7 separate regions of the Homo sapiens genome follow, and regions 1, 3, 4, 5, 6 and 7 are each linked to region 2. A link is a contact called in ENCODE Hi-C or POLR2A ChIA-PET data. All regions are on one chromosome and are shown on one strand. The core of a region is the stretch at or near the end of the contact, and the rest is flanking DNA. Distances in the headings are between cores, read along the strand shown. Region 1 holds the start of CNR1 (cannabinoid receptor 1). Region 2 holds the start of ZNF292 (zinc finger protein 292). Region 3 has its middle 330 kb from the start of CNR1. Region 4 overlaps RNGTT (RNA guanylyltransferase and 5'-phosphatase). Region 5 overlaps RNGTT (RNA guanylyltransferase and 5'-phosphatase). Region 6 holds the start of NT5E (5'-nucleotidase ecto). Region 7 overlaps RNGTT (RNA guanylyltransferase and 5'-phosphatase).

The links. Hi-C counts contacts between places; a loop is a spot of excess contacts on that map. ChIA-PET counts read pairs that join two places held with the same protein, here RNA polymerase II (POLR2A). Pooled maps may share reads with other maps.
Region 1: a pooled map shows a loop between it and region 2 (4-fold over the local background). The contact joins the promoter of CNR1 here to the promoter of ZNF292 in region 2. A Hi-C loop is called at or near these places in 2 of 168 maps with a recorded cell type or tissue (B cell and OCI-LY7), 11 of 37 single-sample maps with no recorded cell type and 6 of 50 pooled maps. POLR2A ChIA-PET finds 5 or more read pairs at or near these places in 1 of 52 experiments (HEK293).
Region 3: a loop to region 2 is called in a pooled map, with 10 times the contacts of the local background. The contact joins the enhancer-like site here to the promoter of ZNF292 in region 2. A Hi-C loop is called at or near these places in 2 of 37 single-sample maps with no recorded cell type and 4 of 50 pooled maps.
Region 4: a loop to region 2 is called in a pooled map, with 4 times the contacts of the local background. The contact joins the enhancer-like site here to the promoter of ZNF292 in region 2. A Hi-C loop is called at or near these places in 3 of 37 single-sample maps with no recorded cell type and 3 of 50 pooled maps. POLR2A ChIA-PET finds 5 or more read pairs at or near these places in 1 of 52 experiments (BJ).
Region 5: a loop to region 2 is called in a pooled map, with 4 times the contacts of the local background. The contact joins the enhancer-like site here to the promoter of ZNF292 in region 2. A Hi-C loop is called at or near these places in 2 of 37 single-sample maps with no recorded cell type and 3 of 50 pooled maps. POLR2A ChIA-PET finds 5 or more read pairs at or near these places in 1 of 52 experiments (BJ).
Region 6: a loop to region 2 is called in a pooled map, with 6 times the contacts of the local background. The contact joins the promoter of NT5E here to the promoter of ZNF292 in region 2. A Hi-C loop is called at or near these places in 2 of 50 pooled maps.
Region 7: a loop to region 2 is called in a map of CD14-positive monocyte, with 4 times the contacts of the local background. The contact joins the enhancer-like site here to the promoter of ZNF292 in region 2. A Hi-C loop is called at or near these places in 2 of 168 maps with a recorded cell type or tissue (CD14-positive monocyte and chondrocyte), 3 of 37 single-sample maps with no recorded cell type and 3 of 50 pooled maps.

The regions. Positions count from the first base shown.
Region 1 is chr6:88,164,623-88,167,607 of GRCh38, reverse strand. CNR1 (cannabinoid receptor 1) reads left to right here and starts at 1,261. Exons shown (of 2, transcript NM_016083.6): 1 at 1,261-1,805. RefSeq lists silencers at 135-334, 405-844, 905-1,584.
Region 2 is chr6:87,153,954-87,157,014 of GRCh38, reverse strand. ZNF292 (zinc finger protein 292) reads right to left here and starts at 1,450. Exons shown (of 8, transcript NM_015021.3): 1 at 1,256-1,450. The coding sequence starts at 1,423. LOC124901355 (translation initiation factor IF-2-like) reads left to right here and starts at 1,768. Exons shown (of 2, transcript XM_047419630.1): 1 at 1,768-2,039. RefSeq lists enhancers at 24-631, 1,143-1,482, 1,753-1,912.
Region 3 is chr6:88,492,384-88,495,835 of GRCh38, reverse strand. No RefSeq gene overlaps it. Among named protein-coding and RNA genes, the nearest start is that of CNR1, 330 kb to the right of the region's middle. Within about 2 kb of position 1,340, at least 2 of the 41 ENCODE cell types and tissues checked have a DNase peak (open chromatin) inside an H3K27ac peak, as active enhancers do.
Region 4 is chr6:88,639,904-88,642,926 of GRCh38, reverse strand. All of the region lies in intron 14 of RNGTT (RNA guanylyltransferase and 5'-phosphatase), which reads left to right. Among named protein-coding and RNA genes, the nearest start is that of RNGTT, 320 kb to the left of the region's middle. Within about 2 kb of position 1,251, at least 3 of the 41 ENCODE cell types and tissues checked have a DNase peak (open chromatin) inside an H3K27ac peak, as active enhancers do.
Region 5 is chr6:88,660,656-88,664,033 of GRCh38, reverse strand. All of the region lies in intron 14 of RNGTT (RNA guanylyltransferase and 5'-phosphatase), which reads left to right. Among named protein-coding and RNA genes, the nearest start is that of RNGTT, 300 kb to the left of the region's middle. Within about 2 kb of position 1,358, at least 2 of the 41 ENCODE cell types and tissues checked have a DNase peak (open chromatin) inside an H3K27ac peak, as active enhancers do.
Region 6 is chr6:85,448,518-85,451,664 of GRCh38, reverse strand. NT5E (5'-nucleotidase ecto) reads right to left here and starts at 1,582. Exons shown (of 9, transcript NM_002526.4): 1 at 1,187-1,582. The coding sequence starts at 1,525. RefSeq lists a silencer at 1,520-1,789.
Region 7 is chr6:88,866,968-88,869,957 of GRCh38, reverse strand. All of the region lies in intron 8 of RNGTT (RNA guanylyltransferase and 5'-phosphatase), which reads left to right. Among named protein-coding and RNA genes, the nearest start is that of RNGTT, 95 kb to the left of the region's middle. Within about 2 kb of position 1,442, at least 3 of the 41 ENCODE cell types and tissues checked have a DNase peak (open chromatin) inside an H3K27ac peak, as active enhancers do.

The sequences.
Region 1 (2,985 bases), core at 12-2,511, 1.0 Mb before region 2:
CCAGCACGGGGCCCTTGTGGCCGACGTGACGTGGCTCCGTCAGGTGGAAACCGTGCGATCCTCTCCCGATCCAACTCACGAGAGATAAAGATGTCTAAATAACCACGACCGCCGCCGCACACCCTGCAGGGCCCCGGGGGCGGAGGGGAGGGGAGCGCCTCCTCGGCAGAAGCGGCGGCCCAGGCTTGTTTGGAGGTTCGCAATTCACCATGATAAATGTAAAGACCAATTAAGGTTTGATCCGTGCACACAGGAGGCAGACGGCGGCTGATAGTGGAAACAATTAACGAGCATGTCCCCTAATTCCTGCCGCGGCTGCTGAGCACACCGCGGCTCCCCAGGCGCCCGCCGCTGCCGCCCCCGAGTCCCAGAGCCCCCAGTCCGGCCCTGGAGTGGGGCGTCCTCCTCCAGCGAAAAGGTGCGAGGAGCGGGGCCCCGGGTGGCCGGGGAGGGGGCGCGCCGGGCCGGGAGGCGCGGAGCCAGCCGCCTACGGAGCCCAACTGTTTGCATCGGGGACCGGCGGGCGGGGCGCGCCCGAGTGGTCTCGCCGGGAAAGGGCGGCGGGCGCTGGAGAAGGCGCCTGGCGCGAAGCTGGGCGGCGCCCCGAGGGCGGAGGACAGGTGGCCGCGCGACCGCAGCCAGGTAGCGAACGGCTCGGGGGCTGCGCAGCGCGGTCCCAAAGCTCAGCCCGGCCCCGGGCCCAGCTCGCTGCCGCCTGCCACGGGAGCGGCCTTGCGCGGAGGGAGGGGGCGCGAGACCGCACCCCCGGGCCCGGCGCGCCTCGGCCTCTGGGCTCCCGCTCCCCTTCCCCTTCCGGCTCAGCCCGCTGCCCCAGACGTGACCCCCGCGGAAGGTGTTGGCGATGCGCGCTGCCCGGGAGCGTGTGATTAATGGCCCCGAGGTCGTGGGCGGCGCATGCACCAGCCCCTTCTTGGCCTGGTCAGGGTGTGAGGGTATCCGGGAGCACAGCGAGGTCATGGCAGCGGGGGCCTCCGGGAGCGCGGCGGCGGAGGAGGAGGAGGAAGAGGAGAAGTAGGTGACGCGGGCCGAAGAGGCTTGTCCCCTCTGGCCCCAGGGCTGGCGCCGCGGCGGGTCCCCCGCCCCAAGCAAAGTTTGGGGCTACGGGCGCTGCGCTCAGGTCCCTCCCCGCGCAGTTCCCTCGGCGGGGTCTGTGCCGCCGCCGCTGCCAGGGCAGGACAAAGGCTCATTAACACGTGATGGGACCGCGCTTCATAAATGGGACTGGAGCGAGAGGGAGCCAGAGACAGCGCGAGCGGAGGGAGCGGCAGGGACTGCGCGAGCGGGACGAGGCGACGGGCGCCCGGGCTGGCGGAGACGGGCGGCCCCACGCCGGGCCAGGCGGGGCTCGCGGGAGGACCCAGTGAAGAGCCTGGGAAGGGGCGAGGCTCGCCGGCGGTCGGAGCAGCGGGGCGCCAGTCCCGGTCGCTGTCGCGGGCGGGCGCTGGAGACCGGGACGCCGGCGCTCGGACGGACTGACTTGCTGACCGCCCGCCGGAGGCACACCCCACTCCACCCCACCCCGCCTCGCCAGCAGCCCGGCGCCGGCGCCGCCTCCCGCACGCTACTCCCTCTGCCACCCCTTCCTTCTCCACTTCTTTTCCGCCTCCGCCTCTTCTTGTCTCCCGCGGCGCCAGCGCCTTCCCTTGGCCCGGGCGGGGGCCTCGGCTCCCTGCAGAGCTCTCCGTAGTCAGTGGGGGATATTTCGTTCTAGCGGACAACCAGCCCCTGAGCTGGGCGAGAGGTGCCAAGGGAGCTTCTGTCCCGAGGACCAGGGGATGCGAAGGGTAAGACCTGGCAGAGTTGCGTTTGGAAATACTTTTTCCGCCTCCCGCCCCCTCGGGTACGACCAGTGTGGTCCCCAAGTGTCCTTCGTGGAGTTCTTATTCCGTGTGAGCGAATCGTGCGTCGGTGTTTACTTAGCTGTATGGCCCCAGCCTGTTAACTGTGATCTGTTCTACTTCTGGAGATTTCTACCATTTACTATTTATTGAATGTGTGTGCACCTGGCTCTGTATGCACTGATGTCTGTTTGTAGAAAATGGGTAATTGTGCATGTTTGAAAAACGGGCGCTTGAGTTGGTGCTGAATGCCTATAAACCATGTTAGCAGCTAAGTCTTCCCAGGGAAATACATCGATCTCTGCTGCAAGCCTAGAAACTGACTAATGTAAAATAGTAAATGTCATATAAAGAGATGTATGTCAAATAATAAACTTTTGATAAAAAGCTACAGGAACCACTTCTCTTTGAGGAAAAACAAATGTCCATGTAACTAATACCTAAAATTGAATGTTGATGGAACCGTTTAACTCAGAACTAGCTGTTAGATGACTAAAGTTAATGTTGCATTTTTAAAAGACATTTCTTGTTAAGGCTTACAAATCATAAACGGATCACCTCTCAAATAAAAATATGTTTGCTGTAATAGACATGAGAAACTGTCATTTGGTCATTTGGAAGTTTAAAAGCAACATGCATGTTTCTGATTTTAATAGATTGTCTCTCAGATATTTAAAATTGAACAGATAAAAAAACAAAAGAAATGTTTAGTAACGTATTAATCATTTTGCCTCCCATCTTTTTTTATTTTCCTCCAAATAAGTGCTATTCTTGCCTTTGTTGTTGATTTCCTGATATAGTAAGCCTCCTCGGGCATGTAATCCAATAAGAGATTAGAACAGATTTACTGGTTTTAAAGGTGTTGAAAGATATCTCTGTGGGTCCCATAACTTCTCCTCATTTTTATTACCAAGTTAATATCTTTTGAACAATGGGGGAAATGCAATTTCTTAGAGGAAGCTTAGCGGACACTGAGTATTAGTGGGGTCACCACTGACATCAATCTATTTTGCAGAATATTGAGAAGCTCAGAGCAACCAACCTTTAAGGTTCCCATAGGACTTTATGTGATTTAAAGTGTTGCTTTTCTAATCCTACCCTACTGACAGTTTGCAAGGGAAGATAC
Region 2 (3,061 bases), core at 201-2,700:
ATTGTTCTACGTTAAGATCAGTATTTTTCCAAAACGAATTCTCTGTAATGATACACTCACAAGTTAACTCTAAATATGACCTGTGTAAATTGTGTCTTCTTTTTCCTCCTCAAGACAATCAAATCAAAGTCTTCACCAGAGCCAGCAACACTACCTTGAAATTTTAAACCTAAGTGTAAGGCTCGTAATGAAGTGCAAATGTAGTCCCAAACTCTCCGATTTTCACCATGGATGAAATGATTTTCATCACTAGCAAACAGTGTTATTAACATTCCAAATTCTGGTTAGAATGCAGTCACTGGTGAGCAGTGCCCTTGGGCAAGCAAAGAAAAGATTTGAAACTACCCAAAGCACAGATCCACATGAACCTCAGTCTTCTCCCACTTCATCAGGAAGCCAAATAGGAAGGACTCCAAGAAACAGGGGTGAGGGGGTGATCGGGACAGAAAGGATAGTGGAAATCATACTCCTCGAAGGGCGAAAGCAAATGAGAAACGGACTCTGGAAAAACCGCCCCAAAAGGACACTCAACCTGAGACAGATGTACAGGCACAGCTCCTCTACACTAAGGAGATAAAGCTTTACCACAGAAGTGATGCACCAAGCAAGCAAGTATGGGCAGGAGGGGACAACCTCCGCCAAGCACCCCCTCCCGAACGTCTAGCTCAACTAGAAGGGGTCGGCGGGGACTGCTCCTCCGAACATCAACAAAGGCCCCTTCAGTCCTAAGGCGAAACTCGAACAACAAAGGCCCGGAGACAGCCAGGACAGGGCCGGGGCTGGGGGGCGGGACGGATGAAAGCAGGGGAAGGCAAAGGAATCAAACCAGTGGGGGCGGAGGCCCGTCGGAGTGGGAAGCAGAGGCGCAGAGGCGGGAGGCGCGGTAATCCCCAGTGCACAATAAAAGGAGGAGGAGGAAGAGAACCTGGCCTCCATTCTCCTACTCTCTCCAATCCGCACCGTGTACATTTCCTCAGCCGCGGGGACCGCGCAGTCCCGAGTTCAGGGAAGGAAAGGGGAGGGGGGATTTTCCGCCTTGACCGCAACTCCCTTCCCCCAGCCAGGAGCTGCAGACGACAACAACCGCCACAACTGCAGCCACACAAAGGCGCCTTCCTTCTACTCCCGCTCCCACCCAGGCGGAGGCGCCGATGATGCCAAGGAAGCGGCGACCACCTCTCGGCCGCCTAGCGCTCGCTCGCCCTCTTCCCCCTCTAGCTGGGGAAAGGGGGAGGGGACCACCGGGCGCCCTCACCTGGCACAGCTGCTGACAGTAGTCGGTGGCCGCTTCCACGGCCGGTACCCGGCTCTCCCGCAGCTGTAGCTCCAGCTCCTGGAGCCGCTCGCCCAGGCGCTGCAGCTCCGCGACGCAGCCGCCTTCGCCGCAACTCAACCTCTCCTGCTCGGCCTCTTCGTCCGCCATCTTCACACCCCGCTCCGTCGCGTACGCACCTGGGTCACGTGATAACACAATGCCACGTTCGGCGGGGTCACGTGCCGGGCGCGCTTGCACGGCGCCGAGCACGTACAAAGGGCCCGATGGGGAAGATATGGGGGTGGGGAGAGTGGCGCGAGAGAGCCCGAGGGAGGTGAAGGCAAGGGGAAAGGAGAAGGGCGGGGTTGGGGCGGTGCGGAAAACGGCGGTTTACTTACCCCGAGCGGGAAGTGGGCAGCAGCGGCCGAAAGGGGCGGGCTGGTGAAGGCCTGCTCTCGGTCACGTGGGCGCCGCGACGGGAAAAAGCCTAGGGAGGGGCGACCCTCTCCGGCGTCCCGATCCCGGCGTGGCTTTCCCCAGTCCACGAAGTCTTCTACGGACATATCCTCCTGTTCCCCAAGAGGATGGCACAGGGAGAGTTCTGAGTGGTCTCGGGCAATGGCTGCATTTGCTGTTGGCCTGTAAGCAGGCCAGAAGCAGAGGAAGAGAGAGAAGGTAAAACCCGCCCATGGACCGCAAGCGTGAGAGCCAAGGCAGGACTATGAACTGTCAAAATTGTCTCTGACTTCTCACCAGGCCGGAGAGGAGGGATCTAGTGCGTGAGGTACCAGATCTCGTCTCACTTGACTCTCCTCCTCTTCAGCACCAAGAACGCCTGTCCCCTGGAAACACATTCTCTAGGGGGTGGAGGCAACAAAGGAAAAGAACAATTGGGTCAGAGCAGAATGAGGTTCAATCCTCAGTCTGGAGAACGGAGCAAATTCATGAAAAGCATAGTTTAAAAGAAGTCAGAATATGAACAGACCAGATGACTTTTAAACCACGAAAACATTTCTAGAATAAGTGATAACTAACTACTCTGTTTCACCGTGATTTAGACTCTACTACACTCTACAGAAATCACCAACAATGACAACAGGCTATATATGAAAGCTATTGAAAAGAAAGTAGGTCAAGGAAAAAAAAAACACCAATAAGGACTCCATTAAAAATCATAACGGAGGAGAGGAAATTGATGCTAAAATAAAACAATATTGTCGAGAATTATTATAAATATCTACAGCATTTTTTTTTCCTAATGCTACAAATAGAGGTAGCATTCTGAACCACATTTTACTTACAAGCTGAAAAGAATTAATACTTGGCACTTGAACAAAAGAGTAGAAGAGGTGCTACAAAAATCCAAGAGCTTAACCCTAAAGTTCTTAATAAAACTAATATTTTTTTTACCGTTAGAGCATTAGACAAAAGACCTATCTCTCTTGCAACTGAATAGTCTACAGAAATTTAGAAACAATGATATTGATGAGGCACCCAGTCTTTTCATTTACTCTGAGTGAAGTATATTTTTTTAGTACAAGGATCTAAAATAAAAATACTTCCCATTGTGGGCAGCGTCCTCTTCAAAAGATTTCTAGTAATTAATGGAAAGTGTTCTACATACTATGTTGTCCAGAATAAATGTTTTATAACGCATCAGTGATGGTGATGTTTTTAAAGCGGCATTATATAAGGTGACCAGGCACAGTTAAACCCCTTATGAAAAACAGTATCAGTTAATATTACATATTAACAAGGTAGAATCTTCAAATGTTTAATCTTCAAATGTTTACTCATGGAAGAGAC
Region 3 (3,452 bases), core at 91-2,590, 1.3 Mb before region 2:
CATCTGCAGATGCAACCAACCATGATTAGAAAGTATTCCAAAAACTAAAAAAGAAAAAAATGACAAGACAAGAATAAAAAAAATCTAAATAAAAAACAATAGAGTATAACAACTATTTACACAGCATTTACATTATATTAGGTATTAGAAGTAATCAACAGATGATTTAAAGTATACAAGAGGATGTATGTAGGTTATATGCAAATACTATGCTATTTTATAGAAGGGACTTCAGCAATCCTTGGGAACCTGGAACTAATCCCCCACAGATACTGAGGGAGAATATATTAGCAATATTAAAGTTTTATTTGTAATGAATATTTTTCCAATCTCTTATTTGTTTCTGTACTTTGTTTATAACTTTTCCTAAATGAATTTGAATTTTTTTGCTGTCAAATATATCTTTTCATGTATGGTTTCTGAGCTTCCTGGCTTTATTAAAGAGTTCTTCTCCACTCTTTCTGTAAAGGGCCAAATAGTAAGTATGTCAGGTTTTATGGACCATGTCGTCTCTGTCCCACCTATTCACTTCTACCATTATAGCTTGAAAGCCACCAGAGACAAAAGAAATGAATGAGGCTGTGTTTCAAGAAAACCTTACTTATAAAAGCAAGTGGTGGGCTGGGCGTGGTGGCTCATGCCTGTAATTCCAGCATTTTGGGAGGCCAAGGCAGGTGGATTACTTGAGGTCAGAAGTTGAGAGCAGCCTGGCCAACATGGTGAAACTCCTTCTCTACTAAAAATACAAAAATTAGCTGAGTGTGGTGGCACGTGCCTGTAATCCCAGCTATTCAGCAGGCTGAGGCAGGAGAATAACTTAAACCCAGGAGGCAGAGGTTACAGTGAGCTGAGACCACACCACTGCACTCCAGCCTGGGCAACAGAGCAAAACTCCGTCTCAAAAAAAAGCAAGCGGTGTCCTGCTGGTTGTAGTTTGTTGACCCTTGTGTTGAAGTGAAAGTCAAATGATGAAATCCTTTGTTCAAATCCTCTGAAGTTTCTCTATCTCACTTAGATGAGTACAAGCCAAAATTATACCCCATTTCACCCTCACTACCTCTCTGACTTCATCTTCTACAGCTCTCCCCTTGGTCAATCTGCTTTAACTGCCATAGCCTCTCTTTGTTCCTTGTACCCACCAGACAAACCCCAAGCCAGGCTCTCTCTCTCTCTTTGCACTTATTTTTCCCACTGCTTAGGATGCTCTTTCCCCAGATATTTGGGTAAATATTTTCCTTATTTTCTTCTGGATTTAGCTCAAATTTCAGCATATCAGGATGTCCTTCCCCAGCCACCTATTTAAAATTTAACCCCCTGTTCTGCCACATACTTTCTGTTCCTCTTTCCTGTTTTTTTCTTTTTAACTCCCCACTAATACTGTATAGTTTACTTACTTATAATGTTGATCATTTCCTCTCTTAAAATATAAGTTTCACAGGGGCAAGAATTTTCATCTGTTTTGTGTCCTCAGCACTTAGAAGAGTGTTTGGCATATAGTAATTTTTGTTGAATAATTGAATATACATAATAGAGAGGGAGAACTGAAGATACATATATATATAGAGAGAGGGAGAGAGAGAGAAGCAGGGGGTGATATCAGGAGGAAGGTCCTTGAGAATGAGAGATAACCAGCTTTTAGGGGAGCAGGGACACTTCTTCATTGGAGTAAGAGATAAAAGGGGTGCCTGGGCAGTTTCGTCTATACCAGGGCTTCTCAGCCTTGGCACTATTGACATTCTGGGCTAGATAGTCCTTTGTAGTTGGGGGCTGTCTGTTGTAGGATATTTAGCAGCATGCCTGGCTAAGATATCCCAGTAGTAGCCACCTCCTCCAGTTGTGACAATCAAAAATGTCTCTAGACATTGCTGGATGTCCCCTGGGGAGAACAATTTCCCTTGGTTGAGAACCACTGGTTTCTTTATTTAGACTGTGAAGGGGGACTTTTTAGTGATGACTCTTATTCCCTCAATTACGTATAAGATGCGGTCTTCAGATGAGAGTTTGGGGGGAAGGAGTAAGAGGTTTGAAGAAAGAGAAGCTATGTAGTGGTGGCCTCAGAGTGGGAAAAGGCAATGGTGAATAAGAAATAGGCTTGCCTCCTTCCTGGCCCTGAGGAACATGAAGTGGGGTGAAAAATAGCCTCTTTGTCAGAGGGCTGCAGGGGAGGCATGCTTGGTGGACAACCATTCAGAAATTAGGTTTCTGATCACAGACTAAGAGTTTTACAGAGCTCAGGGAAAACATTGGGGAGGGAGGGGTGTTGGATGGGATTAGGCTTGTTCAGTATAGTGTGGGGGCTGAGAGATCCATATAACTGCTAATGGGAAGCCTTGGGTTTCTGAAGGGGACTGATATACAGTAGGCTGGGACTAGTCCTGAGAGCCTGATGGAAGGTTGGGAAGCTATCAGATCAGTGTCATAGTCCTGAGTACTTTACTTGAATGTGCAGTAAGCCTCCTGGAGGAGAGGTGGCCAGCCCTTCCATGCTTTCATTACTAATGAGGATGGAATTATTGTTTCTGTTTCCATTTCAAATCGGTCACTGCTAGTCTAGGGAAAAGCTTCACAGTTTTGTATATTTATCTTATCTTTAGCCTCTTTGCCAAATTCTCTTATTAATTCTAATAGTTTTAATGAAGTTTATTAGTTTTTTAGTTAAGCAATTATACCATCTGTAAATAAGTTTCACACTTTTAATGTGACCAATACCAACTGAGGCCCACTGTATAAAACTCATTCCTGAGACCCTTTTCAGCCCCCCAGCTTAGTCTCCCGTTCATGGTTAAAGCAGTTATTCTGTTCAGCCACTGGATGGCAGTGACTCAGCATATCTGTGATACTTGGTTGGTTTGTAGGTTTGTGGAGATATTAGCTGCGCAAACTTTATTCCCAATAGAAAAAAAAAATCTATTTCTAGCAAATTCAAAAAAATTTAGAACCAGTCAACTTTCAGCTAGCTGTAAATATGTATCTACAGATTATCTTATATCAAAGCAACACAAATGAGTTCTTGCTCATTAAAAGGCCTTTCTGTTCTTATGGTTCTTTAGCAAGTCCAATAACTTTAAGGATCATTTACAGTGGGAAAGATCTTTATATTTCAGGAATTCCTTCTTCATAAGCTGGGCTTAATTTTGGGAGATCGTCTTCAGCTTTGTCCTTTGAATATTTGAGATTATCTCCTTTTTAAACTGAAAATGATATCAATCTTATGAAATCTAGCTCTGTTTTTCTATTTCTTCTGTTTCATTTGATAGTTTGACTCAAAAAGAAATGGTACATATCAAGACAAGCTGTCTCTCCAAGACCTGATTTTCTAATATCATCTTGAAAAACTTCATGTGAAGTCGTCCCGAAATGGTTTACTTCTCTATTTGCCAGCCTTGCTTTGAACTCAGTGGAATGAGTCATTAACCTTAGCCCTCCTGGGAAACAACAAGCCAGGAGTATCA
Region 4 (3,023 bases), core at 2-2,501, 1.5 Mb before region 2:
TCAAAGATAATTTTTTCAAACTTAGCTCTGGCATAAACAATTACATGACTTTAATTGTACTAGGTATAGAAGAAAAAGTATTTTTATAAATAGGCAAAATAAATCATTTTTATTGAGCACATATTATGTGCCTAAGACATATTATACCTTCTAGTGTTTATAGCAGTCTTACTAAGTAAATATTGCTTTTATTTTCATGTGAGAAAATGGAAACTCAGAGAGGTTAAATAACTTGCCCATGGTCATAAATTCAGCAAATGATGGAATTGAGATTAGAACTCAGGTTTTTCTGCCTTTCCAACCCCACCCTTTTTGTTCTTATGACACTGTTCTTGTATAAATATTGCTGACTTACATTTGAGAATGTCAGGTATTTCACGGGAGCCAGCACATGCAAGAGTGCATTTTAAAGAAGAACCTCTATAGAAATGTCAGACTGTATATACTTACTTCAGTTATCCAACATCATCATTTAATGAAGTATTTTCCCTGTAGCTTTTTAAAGCAAGCATTTATGTAAAATTTTCCCTTTGATATGTTAGAAGTATCCCTACCTTCTTAAAGTGTTCTGTAATTTATATAACATTTATTTGGGGTATCATATTAGGCTCTTGCTGTGTGCTTTAATAAGGCAGTGGCCTCAGGATTTGTTAAATGTCCTTAAGTCAGTTACTGCCTTGAAAAGTGGTCCATGATTAGTATATTTTTGTAGTTAGTGATTTGCTGTCAGCTGTCATTTCTCAAGGTCAAATTCTGGCAGTTCCTTGCATCCTATTATATACATCCATAAGCTTTGACCTGTGAGCCTAAAGGTATCTCTACACCCTCCTGGAGAAAGATATAGTACTTTGATTCACTGACATTACATTCCTATTTTCTCTCTCTCTCTCTCTCTCTCAAATGACAAGGTAGCTAATTCTTCTGTGTGTTCCTTAAGGCACTATTAACACTCTAGTAGTGCCAGTGTTTGTATGTTTAAAAGACCTACAGACTTACTTTTTATTTCTTTTAAATACATATACTTCTCCTGTGATCGTAAATATTTGAATGTGATGCTACTGTATACTGGCTGTGTATGTGTGAATACAGCCAAGATGACAAAAAGCAGCTGCAGTTATGCTCAGAAAGAGTGTTGTTTCATTTACAGTGGTTTCTTTTCTTCAATGAGTCTGCTGCCTTTACTCAAAAATCTCCCTTTCTTCACTGTGGCAGCAGCTGGAGTCTTTGTTACTGTCACTCACAGCCATACCAAGTGATGAAAAACAGGTTTGAAACTTAAAATACTTCTCTTTCCAACTTAGCTTGTACTCATTGTAAATTCAAGTCTCTCCACCCAAATGACTGAATCAGTTCTGCTTTCTATTTTGTCTGTCAGTGCTTTACTGGAATTTTCACTTTTGTCTTAGCAGTAATAGTGTAGTGTGATTTATAATCCACATTCCTCTATTAAGTCATTCTGCAGATTTAGATCCTTTGCTTGTCTCTACAGCACGGAGCTCATCTGTGGTACCTGAGTGTTTATGGTATATAATCATGCTTACAGTATATTTCAGCTTCACCATGGTTATTTTTTTTTTTTTTTTTTTTTAAGACAGAGTCTCACTCTGTTGCCCAAGCTAGAGTGCAGTGGCGCCATCTCAGCTCACTGCAACCTCCGCCTCATGGGTTCAAGTGATTCTCCTGCCTCAGCTTCCTGAGTAGCTGGGATTACAGGCGCCCGCCACCGTGCCTGGCTAATTTTTGTATTTTTAGTAGAGACAGGGTTTCACTATCTTGGCCACTCTGGTCTCAGACTCCTGACCTTGTGATCCACCCGCCTTGGCCTCCCAAAGTACTGGGATTACAGGCATGAGCCACCGCACCCGGCCGGTCGTCTTAACACAGCAGTATTAATATGAACTGGGAGCTTTTTATCCAACTGGAAACATGGTAATGGCAGATTCTAGGGAGTCTCATAGAAGAAATACATTATTAGGTATGAAAATAACCCAAGCAGCTTATTATACTATGCAGAGGAATCTCTTAAAGAATAGTTTCATCTACTTCTTTCCATTAATAGGGACCTTATCCAAATTTTTATTTTGGGAGCTTACAACATAAATATATAGTGTTAAGTTCTCCTGAATATACATGTAATACATATTCAGAAATAGGTGAACTGTAATGTCACAGCTTTGTCATGGTCATTTGTAACTGGAATAATAATATGCAGATGACTCTTAATTCTTCACCTCTAATCCTCAATCCTCATTCTTTTTTAAAACCTCAGTTTTGAATCTTCAGCTGCCTACTGGGCAGTTAAATTGACAATTTCAACATCACCTCAGATCCAGTTATTTTTGTTGCTCTTTTTTTTTTTTCTTTTCTTTTTTTTTTTTTTGAGACAAGGTCTCACTCTGTCACCCAGGCTGGAGTGCAGTGGTGTGATCATAGTTCACTGCACTATCTCCCAGGCTCAAGAGATCTTCCTACCTTAGCCTCTCGAGTAGCTGGGACTACAGGCACATGCCACCATGCCTGGATTTTTTTTTTTTTTTTTTGTAGAGACAGGGTCTCGGTATGCTGCCTATGTTGGTCTCAAACTCCTGAGCTGAAGTTATCCTCCCACCTTGGCCTCCCAAAGTGCTGGGATTACAGGCATGAGCCACTGCACTGGCCTTTATTGCTCGATAAATGACATTTAATTAATACCTACCACATGTTATGCATCATTCACTCATTAAACTGACATTCATTAAGCATCTTTATGTGCCAAGTACTTTGATAGGCACTGGGATTCAAGTGGTGAATAAGACTGAAATGGTCCCTGCCTTTATGGAGTTTAATGTCTACAGCATAGGGGCTGCTAATTGAATAAATACTTCAGGATTGACTAATACAATGATAAGGAAAATAAGGGGACTCTTCAGATGGAGAGCAAGGGTAGCTAGCCCTGTCTAATGAGTCACAGAAGGCCTCCCTGATTGAAGTCATTTTTAAGCCACGAATTGAAGGGTGTGAAGGAGTTAGATGATTGGGGGCAA
Region 5 (3,378 bases), core at 109-2,608, 1.5 Mb before region 2:
CTCGAGCACTCTCCTCCCTCATCCGTGTTAAAGAGGTACATGAGCAACTGGTGGCAATCAGCCCAAGTGGGGTTATGAGTTTGGATAATAGTTTGGAGCAAGTCAATCAGAGCTTGCAGCTTTTCTGTATAGGATGGGATGTTATTTTTCCAGTTGAGGAGATCGGCAGAGGTAAAAGGTTGGTACACAAAGGCACCCCTACCATATGCCCCTCCTCATTTACCCCAGTATACCGTTGCTCTCTTAGGGGCATTTGTGTCCCAGTTTTAGGTTGCAAGCAAGCTGCCAAGGGAGGGGTTTCTCCCAAGCTTCATATCCTCTTTTGTCTATTTTAGGTGGCCTTGGGGTGTGCACACCTTGCAGAGGCTCAGGGGCTGTGGGCTTCGATGTGGGGAGCCTCTCTTCTTGGTAAGGAGGGGCACCATTGGTGCCATTTCTGCCATGCATCCTCTGATGTGGGGTCGGACAGAACCGTAGGAGCTGACTTCCCTCGGCGGGTGGAGCAAGACTTTTCCTTGGCTATCTGTCCCTTTGCTACTAGTACTGCTGCAGCCTGTCCTCTTAGCCACTGTGAGGGGTCTAAAACTAGCTGCAACCAAGTATCTATGTATGGTAACTGGTCTGGGTGTCCTGATTTATCAGTTACTTTGTGCCATACCTTTGAAACTAGGGACCTGTCTAGGCTTCCTTCTGATGGCCATCTCACCTCTAATGCTGGATAGTCTATCTCACATAAAGCCTTAAGCTTTCCAGGTGTCATAGCAATTCCATAGTCCCCATTGAATCCTTTCTTGAAATTCTTTAACATAGTTCCTAACAGGGTAGGCTTACTTTGTATTTTACACATTTTCCTCTCTCAGGAGACAAAACAACACTCTTACCACAAAGGGGGAAGGGAAAAAGGGGCAAAAGGTCACTCACTCACCAAGCAATTCACACTAAAATCAAAGTATGGATAAGGAATTACTCATTCATCAAGCAATTTGAGCCAAGTCAGAGCCGAAATCATAGCCAGAACAGTTCAAATCCAAAAGTCAATAGTGAAATCTAAACCAAAACAGTTCAAATCTAGTCAAAATGAAAACCAAAACCAAAGTGCCAAGAAAGCCATGCTGTGGGTGATCAGCCCACACTTCCACTCAGATGGAGTGGGCCAGTTCCAAGGCCAGTCTTACCATGTTCCAGATGTCCAGACTCCAATCGCCGATTCCTTCCCGGTGTTCAACCGCTGTGTTAATTCTCCACGGGGGTCTGCCGCACACTGCTGTGGCAAGGCATTTGACCAGGGCAATTGCCTACGCGAGAGTGCTCCCAGGATCTGCTTTGCTTAAGCTCGCCGGAGTCCTCCCCAGGGATGCTCCACAGGGCAGGCCTAAGCCGCCTAAGAGGCTGCCTCAACTGTCCACTAATCACCTCGCTTCCAGGTCAGGGAACCAAGAAATGTAGCAGGAATGGTTGCAGACAAAACCTCTCGGACACTGGTTTTATGAAGGAAGAGGCTTTAATCAGCTGGGAGCATTGGTAGACTCGCATCTCATGATCTGAGCTCCCCAAAGTAAAGATTCCTGTCCCTTTTAAGGGCTTACAACTCTGAGGGGTCCATGTGAAAGGGTCATGATACATTGTGCAAGTGGGGGCTACGTGACTGAGAGCTACATGCATCAGTGATGGGGGCTAGCAGAACAGAACAGAAAGTTTCAGAAGTCTTCCTCATACAATGTCTGGAATCCACAAGCGGTTAGGTCAGGAGTTGATGTTTAACTACCAGGCACGGTTCTTGGCACCAAGCCATCTGGCTATTGATCTCACTTCTTCTTTTAACCTTTTGCTTTCTCATGAAATAGGAGACAATGGGAGAGGTGGTCTACTTCCTTAAAGGTGTGTTTCCTCTATGCCGATTTTGCCTAGGGTTGTAATCACAAGGAATGCTAGATTTTGTCAAATGCTTTTTCTGGATCCATTGATATGGTTTTTGTTTTTAATTCTGTTTATGTGGTGTATCACATTTATTAACTTGCATATGTTAAACCAACCCTGCATCTCTGGTATGAAAGCCACTTGAAAGTGATGTATTACCTTTTAAATATGCTGTTGGATTCAGTTACACAGTATTTTGTTGAGGATTTTTTGCATCTGTGTTCATCAGAGATATTGGTCTATAGTTTTCTTTTTTGTTATGTCCTTCCCTGGTTTTAATATTAGGGCAATAATGGTTTCAGGGAATGATTTAGGGAGGATTCCCTCTTTATCTTTTGGAATAGTTTCAGTAGGATTGGTACCAACTCTTTGAATATGTGATAGAATTTAGCTGTGAATCCATCTGGTCCTGGACTTTTTTTGTTGGCAATTTTTTTTATTACTATATCAATCTCACTACTTGTTATTGGTCTGTTCAGAGTTTCTGTTTCTTCCTGGTTTAATCTAGGAGGGTTGTATATTTCCAGGAATTTATCCCTCTCCTCTAGGTTTTCTAGTTTGTGTGCCTGAAGTTATTCATAGTAGCATTGAATGATTTTTTTGTATTTCTGTGGTATCAGTTGTAGTATCTCCCATTTCATTTCTACTTGAGCTTGTTTGATTCTTCTCTCTTTCTTCTTTTTTGGTTAATCTCACTAACGGTCTGTCAATTTTTTTTAACCTTTTCAAGGAACCAGCATTTCGTTTTATTTATCTTTTGTATTGCTTTTTGTTTGTTTCAATTTCGTTTAGTTCTGCTCTGATCTTTGTTATTTCTTTTCTGCAGGGTTTGGGTTTGGTTTGTTGTTGTTTCTCTAGTTTCTTGGGGTGCGAGTTTAGATTGTCTGTTTGTGCTCTTTCAGACTTTTTGATGTAGGCGTTTAATGCTATGAACTTTCCTCTTAGTACCGCTTTTGCTGTATCCCAGAGGTTTTGATAGGTTGTGTCACTATCATCATTCAATTCAAAGAACTTTTTAATTTCCATCTTGATTTCATTGTTGACCCAAAGATCATTCAGGAGTAGATAATTTAATTTCTATGTATTTGTATGGTTTGGAGGGTTCCTTTTGGAGTTAATTTTCAATTTTATTCCACTGTGGTCTGAGAAAGTACTTGATATAATTTCAGTTATCTTAAATTTATTGAGACTTGTTTTGTGACCTATCTTATGGTCTGTCTTGGAGAATGTTACATGTGCTGATGAAAAGAATGTATATTCTGCAGTTGTTGGGTAGAATGTTGTGTAAATATCTGTTAAGTCCATTTGTTCTAGGGTATAGTTTAAGTCCATTGTTTCTTTGTTGACTTTCTGTCTTGATGACCTGTCCAGTGCTGTCAATGGAGTATTGAAGTCCCCCACTATTATGGTGTTGCCATCTATCTCGTTTCTTAGGTCTAGTAGTAATTGTTGTATAAATTT
Region 6 (3,147 bases), core at 333-2,832, 1.7 Mb after region 2:
TCACAGATTTCTCTGGACGTTTCTCTGGAGATTTCTCAGTTCTTCCTCTTCCAAAGCTCTTTTTTCTTCTCCCAAGTTTCTCCACAGTCTTGCTGAATCCCTTTACTCAAGGCTTTTACACAGGGTTAAATTTGGGTGGTGGTTTTATTTTTTTTTTAACCACCATATATACATCTTGGTTGTACTTATTTATTACTGTGCAACCACCTCTGCTCCCTTTCTAGAATTTAGTGCAATAGAAAAGGCATTACCTTTAACCTAACATTTGGGACTTTGAACTAAACTTTTGCACATGTTTTAAGAGCCCATTATCTCTTAAGTTGGACTCTTCCTAAATCTCTGCCGCCAAACCTACTTTATTGAAATCCTTTGAAACCCAAGTCTTTCCACATTTTGGCTCTCTCTGAAGTTTCTTTCTTTCTTTCTCTTTCTTTCTTTCTTTCCTTTTCTTAACCCTATATTATAGTGTCTGGTAATAACAACATATATAGACACCACACTATGTGTCTGGTAATAATATAGAGACCACACTATGTGCACTATGTACAATTATAATCCTTATTTTTATACAGGATAGAACTGAGGCAAGAAAGAGTAAATAACTTGCTCAAGGTCACATAGAAGGTAATTGAACAGAGAATCTACCCCAAAGCTGTGAGCTTAATTACTCTCAAGCTCCGGGGTCAAAGAGATCTGGTGTCCATTCTTATCACGTCTCCCTTTTTGCGGGGATGGTGCCTGTTAATTTATTCAGCTTCTTCGACGCGGTTTCCCTTTCAATAAGATTGAGATAAAGCATTTTTCGAAAGATCTAGATTGAGATAAAGCATTCTTTGAAAGATCTAGCAGTAAATGAGAGCTGCGTGAGGGATCCGATTCAGTCCCTAGCTCTGGATAACTGTCAGTGCTTCTACGCACCCCACCTTAAGCCCCTCGCAGGCAGGACTGGGTCCTGCTCCTCTAAATACTCCCATCTCATAGTGGGGGCGCAATAACGTCCGTTTAAGACGAATCGTCCAAGGGACTTCTATGCATCCAGCTGGCACACTGGCCGGAGTCTCACTTTATCCCCACATCTCTCCGCGCCCTGGACCTAGGCTTGCCACACTCTGCCATCCGCTGCTTTTCCAGCCCGGCTCCTCTCTCAGTCCGGGACTACTATCCCGGGCGCGGGCTCGGGTCTTACCATGGCATCGTAGCGCAGGGCGTTCATGAAGTGCGCCACCTCGGCGCCCTTGTACACGGTGAACCAGATAGTGCCCTGGTACTGGTCGCCGGCGTCCAGCAGCAGCACGTTGGGTTCGGCGCGGCGGATCTGCTGAACCTTGGTGAAGAGCCGAGCCACGCCACCCATGCAGCGGCTGGCGTTGACGCACTTGCTGGAGTCCTCGCTGGTCTGCTCCAGCCGGCTGTGCACGTCGTTGGTGTGCAAAATCGTAAGCTCCCAGGCGCCAGCCGCAGGCCACAGCACCGCGCCCAGGGCGAGGAGTAGCGTCGCGGGCGCCCGCGCGGCTCGGGGACACATAGCTGTGGCGCGTGAACTGGGTGCGAAAGCGGGCGAGCCGGGCGAGTGCCGGCGAGTAGGGGCGAGCAGCTAGGGCCGGGGCTCGGTGCCCCGGCTGGAGGGGCGGGGCCCGGGTCAAGGCCGGGGCGGGTCCTTCTTCAGCCTGGAGGCCGGCTTGGCGGCCAGGCGCAAGTTCGCGACGTCACCCGATCCGACCCTGGTACCCGGAGCGGCCCTGGCGCGGCTGTCGGCTGGCACCAGCTCCCTGCAGGAAGAGTGGAGAGGTTGTTCCCGGCGGGGAGCGGGTACCGGCCGCATCCCGGCCGGACCAGGGAGCCTGGGCGCCGGCAGTTCGGCTGCTGGTGCGCCGCTCTTTCGGGGGCGCGAGGAAGGAATTGGAGGGGTCCGCCCCGCGCCTGGGTCCTCTCTGAGTCTCGCCTCATTCGAGGCACGGGTTTTTCTACAAAAGGAATGTATGGTTTGTGGTTGCGCTAGCTCATCACTTCAAAGAACCAAAGAAGGAAAAGAGAGGGGGCGGGAAGAAAGATGAGCGAGCTGAGGGGCAGAGAGGAGGAGTAAAGAGAGGCCGGGCAGAGGAGCTCCTTGCAGTTTCGGGCTGTGAGAGCCGAAGCTCACTGAGATGTGACGCTTCCTGTTGGGTTGAGAACGCACGAAGTCTACGATGCTTAGACAAAAAAATCTCAGAAACTAAGAAATCATTCGAATCCAGTTCCTTGTTTATTCACAATTAAAACCTTAGTGATAAAACAGAGGCGACGCGCGGACAGCTCCTGGAAGCAGAAACACGATTGGGGTAAAATCCGGCAGCTATCAGGACGGGAAGGGATGCTGCCCTTCTTTGCTTTTCTGGTCTTATTTTATTTTATTTTATTTTTATTTTGTCGCGTGTGCTTTCGGTGTCGCAGTGAAGTCATAGCCAAATACAATGTTAGGAAGATTTTCCTCTATGTTTTCTCCTAAGAGTTTTATAATTTAAACTCTTAGACCTTTAATCCATTTTGAGTTAATTTTCATATGTGGTATGAGTCCACATTTACTCTTTTTCATGTGGATATCCAGTTTTCTTAGTACCATTTGTTGAAAAGACATTCTGTGCCCGTTTTTAAGACATTGACCTGAGGTTCGGAGATTGTAAATCATTTGCCAAGAAAGGCCATGCAGTTTGGGAGCAGCAGTGCCTGGGGCTACAGAAGACCCTTGCTTCTGGGACACCCTCTAATGTCATGCTTTGCAAGGTTTTGCTCTGTCCCTCTTTGAGCACCTGCTAGAAGCAGGTAAAAGAACTGGTAGTTTTGCTGTTTTAACTTAAAAAAAGAATGATTTTAGACTTACAGAAAAGTTGCAAAGGTAATAAAGGGAGTTCCCACATACCCATCACCCATATTGCCTTATGTTAACAGCTTATATAACCAATGAAACTAAAAACTTAACAGTGATACGAAACTATTAACTGTGTTACTGATTTTATTTTAATTTCACCAACTGTTCCACTAATGTCCGTTTTCTATTCCAGGACCCAATTCAGGATACCATATTGCAGTTAGTTTTCCTGTGTTCTTAGCCTCCTCTAATCTGTGACAGTTTCTCAGTCAGTTGTCTTCAAAAACCTTGACACTTTTGAA
Region 7 (2,990 bases), core at 193-2,692, 1.7 Mb before region 2:
TTATCTAGAATGGCATTTAGGTCTTTTACATCTTATGTCAGCCTGATAGAATGTAAACTACTGGCTAGAGTTGCAGGATATAATATATAACTAGAACAAATCAAATTGCTGCATAAATTACAGCCTTTAAGCAGCTGAACTTTGAGACTGCTCTATGATGTGGCCTTGGTAGTTGCCTTAATGTTATGAGTCCATAATATATTTATTTTTATAGTCTCAGTAGTATTAGCTGTTGAAATTGGTGCTTCTAGGATTTCTCCTGGTACTTTTATGTGAACTTGAACAAAGACTAGTAGCAACCAGTTAATTTCTAATAGTTTGATTCATTAAGAATTACTTACTAGTGTTAAAAGGAAAATAAAAATGGAGGTCACAGTTTAGATAGATCCCAAGGCCAACTGCCTATAACCCTGTAACCCAAACTCAAGTCATTCTGATTCCCCTGAAACACTATCTCTACTTATAAAAGAACCACAAAGCATGAGGTTTACATCTTTGCCAGCATGATTCAGTGAAATTAAACCAATCAGCTATAGACAAATATAAACAGCTCCACTTGCATTAGAATAATGTTAGTGTCTAATGGCCAGTCACGAAAAAGGTCAAAATACTTTCTCCTTTATAAACTGCTATAACTCCTGTGAGGAAGCTTCTTATGACTTGAAGTTTCAGATCTCAATCTGTACTTTTTGCATGACAGTGAGCTTTAAAATTTTTCCTAACTTGATCTAATTTTATGTTTGATACCAGTAAATGGAGAAATTACAACTCTCTTAAAACATTTGGTGCACTTAGATACGGTTTTGTTATTTAGATTTTTCCTTTGTGCATGAAGCAATATTAAATAAAATCAAGCATCATCATGTTGTACATCTTCTACATGTGTTTTTAATTCTCTTTCTTAAAAATACCTTAATTGTGTTATTAGCACATTTCTAAATTTAAAATAATGGGTGATCTTTATAGTAAAATATTTATGGTAAAGTATAATGCCTGTGTTAAAAGTAAATTTATTTCAAGTTTCTTGTAGATTATTAAAATCCCTTTCAGTAAAATTTTTTTCTGAAAATGTTCATTGTTCTATAGAAATAACATGAGAGTATGAAAAAGATGGTGCTTGCTTTAAAGGAAATTCCTAATTTCTGACAAGTTTTAAATGGCTGCTGTTTTGACTACACACTCAGAGCTGCCAAATACAATATTTTGATATGTGGTCAATTTCAATGGCAGTAAAGTTTTAAAAGGAAAAAGAGTTTGTGTGTATTTAAGAAAAGAAAATTGAAGATGTGGTTCATGCCCTAAAATAGGTCAAAATCTAATGAACAATATGAAGTATAATTGCATATAAATGACATGACATAGACTCTAATAATGTGGGAGTTCTTAGGAGGATGATGAGTGAAGGATGAGTAACAGGGGTGAGGGGAGCAATGTGAAGAAAGTCATGAGGTAGAAACAGCCTGAGCTGGACCGACCTGATTAATAATTGATATAAATCCACAATCTTTGTAAGCTCTTACAGTTAAGGCAGTTAGGTGCTTATGAGAAAATTGTTACACTGGTGGCTGCATAAACCCTTTGTTTATATTTTGAAGCATGTCAGAGTTTTAATGATTGCTAAGCCATAAGCTTCTGATTTAAACTTTGACTATGATGTCAACTCCCACTCCTTGAATTGTTCTTAGGAGGCTATTAAAATGGGAGATCCTTTATCTCAATCTTCTTGAAGTTTAGGACCACCTGATTTGCTGAGTCAGTTGGTTAGCCCCATAGCCTTTGAGGCCTTAAAAGAGCTGTTTTTTTTTTTTTGGAAATCAGGTAAAGAGTGTGGTAAGAGACTATTTTCCATAGTGATACAGAAGGCAGGGAAATGAACACTCTGAGGAATAGTTGCTGTGGCAGTGGAAGAGGAAGCACTTCACCTACTTATGTGACTGGAGGAAGAAAAAGGTTGTGATGGCACAGAAAGCTAAGCCTAAGGGGCTTTCCCAGCCGGAGGCACAGGAAAACCCTATAGTAATTCTCTCCCAGTCATCCTTCCCAACACTTTATTTCCCATTTTCAGTATAATTAAAAGACTGTTAGGTGAACCTTTTTTGGGACTTAGTGAAAATTTTACTCAAAGTAGCTTACTTTTAGCATTCATTCAATGAGTCTAGCCAATAGTGAATTTCAAAGGTTGCATAATATAAAATGTGAAAATTAGAAGACTGATTAGAATTAACTTGTGATCATACTTAGTTTTTCTTTTCTTCTTCTTCTAGTACTCTTTGCTCTTTTTAATCCTAGTTAGGATCAAAACAAGCACATTTCTATAGCTAAGAAGAGAAAATCTATTGAATATAACTTTTGGACAGATTCTTCAGTGAAAACTTTTTTTTTCAGATTAAAAGAATTTTTAAAATTCTTTTGCTTTTTTTGGACATCTGCTGTCAGGCTTTCCATTTTCATTCTCTCTCTCTCTTTTTCTTTTTTGAGATGGAGTCTTTCTCTGTTGCCCAGGTTAGAGTGCAGTGCCATGATCTCGGCTCACTGCAACCTCTGCCCCCCAGGTTCAAGCGATTCTTGTGCCTCGGCCTCTTGAGTAGCTGAGACTACAGGTGTGTGCCACCATGCCTAGCTAATTTTTGTATTTTTAGTAGAGATGGGGATTCACCATGTTGGCCGGGCTGGTCTCAAACTCCTGACCTCAGGTAATCTGCCTGCCTTGGCTTCCCAAAGTGCTGGGATTACAGGTGTGAGCCACCATGCCTGGCCCTGGCTTTTCTATTTTCTTTTGCAATTTGAGTGTTAAGGGTGGCTTGAGGTTATTTAGTCTAGTGCTTCTCACAATTCTATGTGTATGTGAATCACCTGGAAATCTTGTTAAAATGCTAATTCTGATTCAGAAAGTCTAGGCTGGGGCCCAAGATTCTGCATTTTTGACAAGTTTCCAGGAGATGCTAATGCTATTGGTCCAGGGACCACATTGTAAGTAGCAAGAATTGACT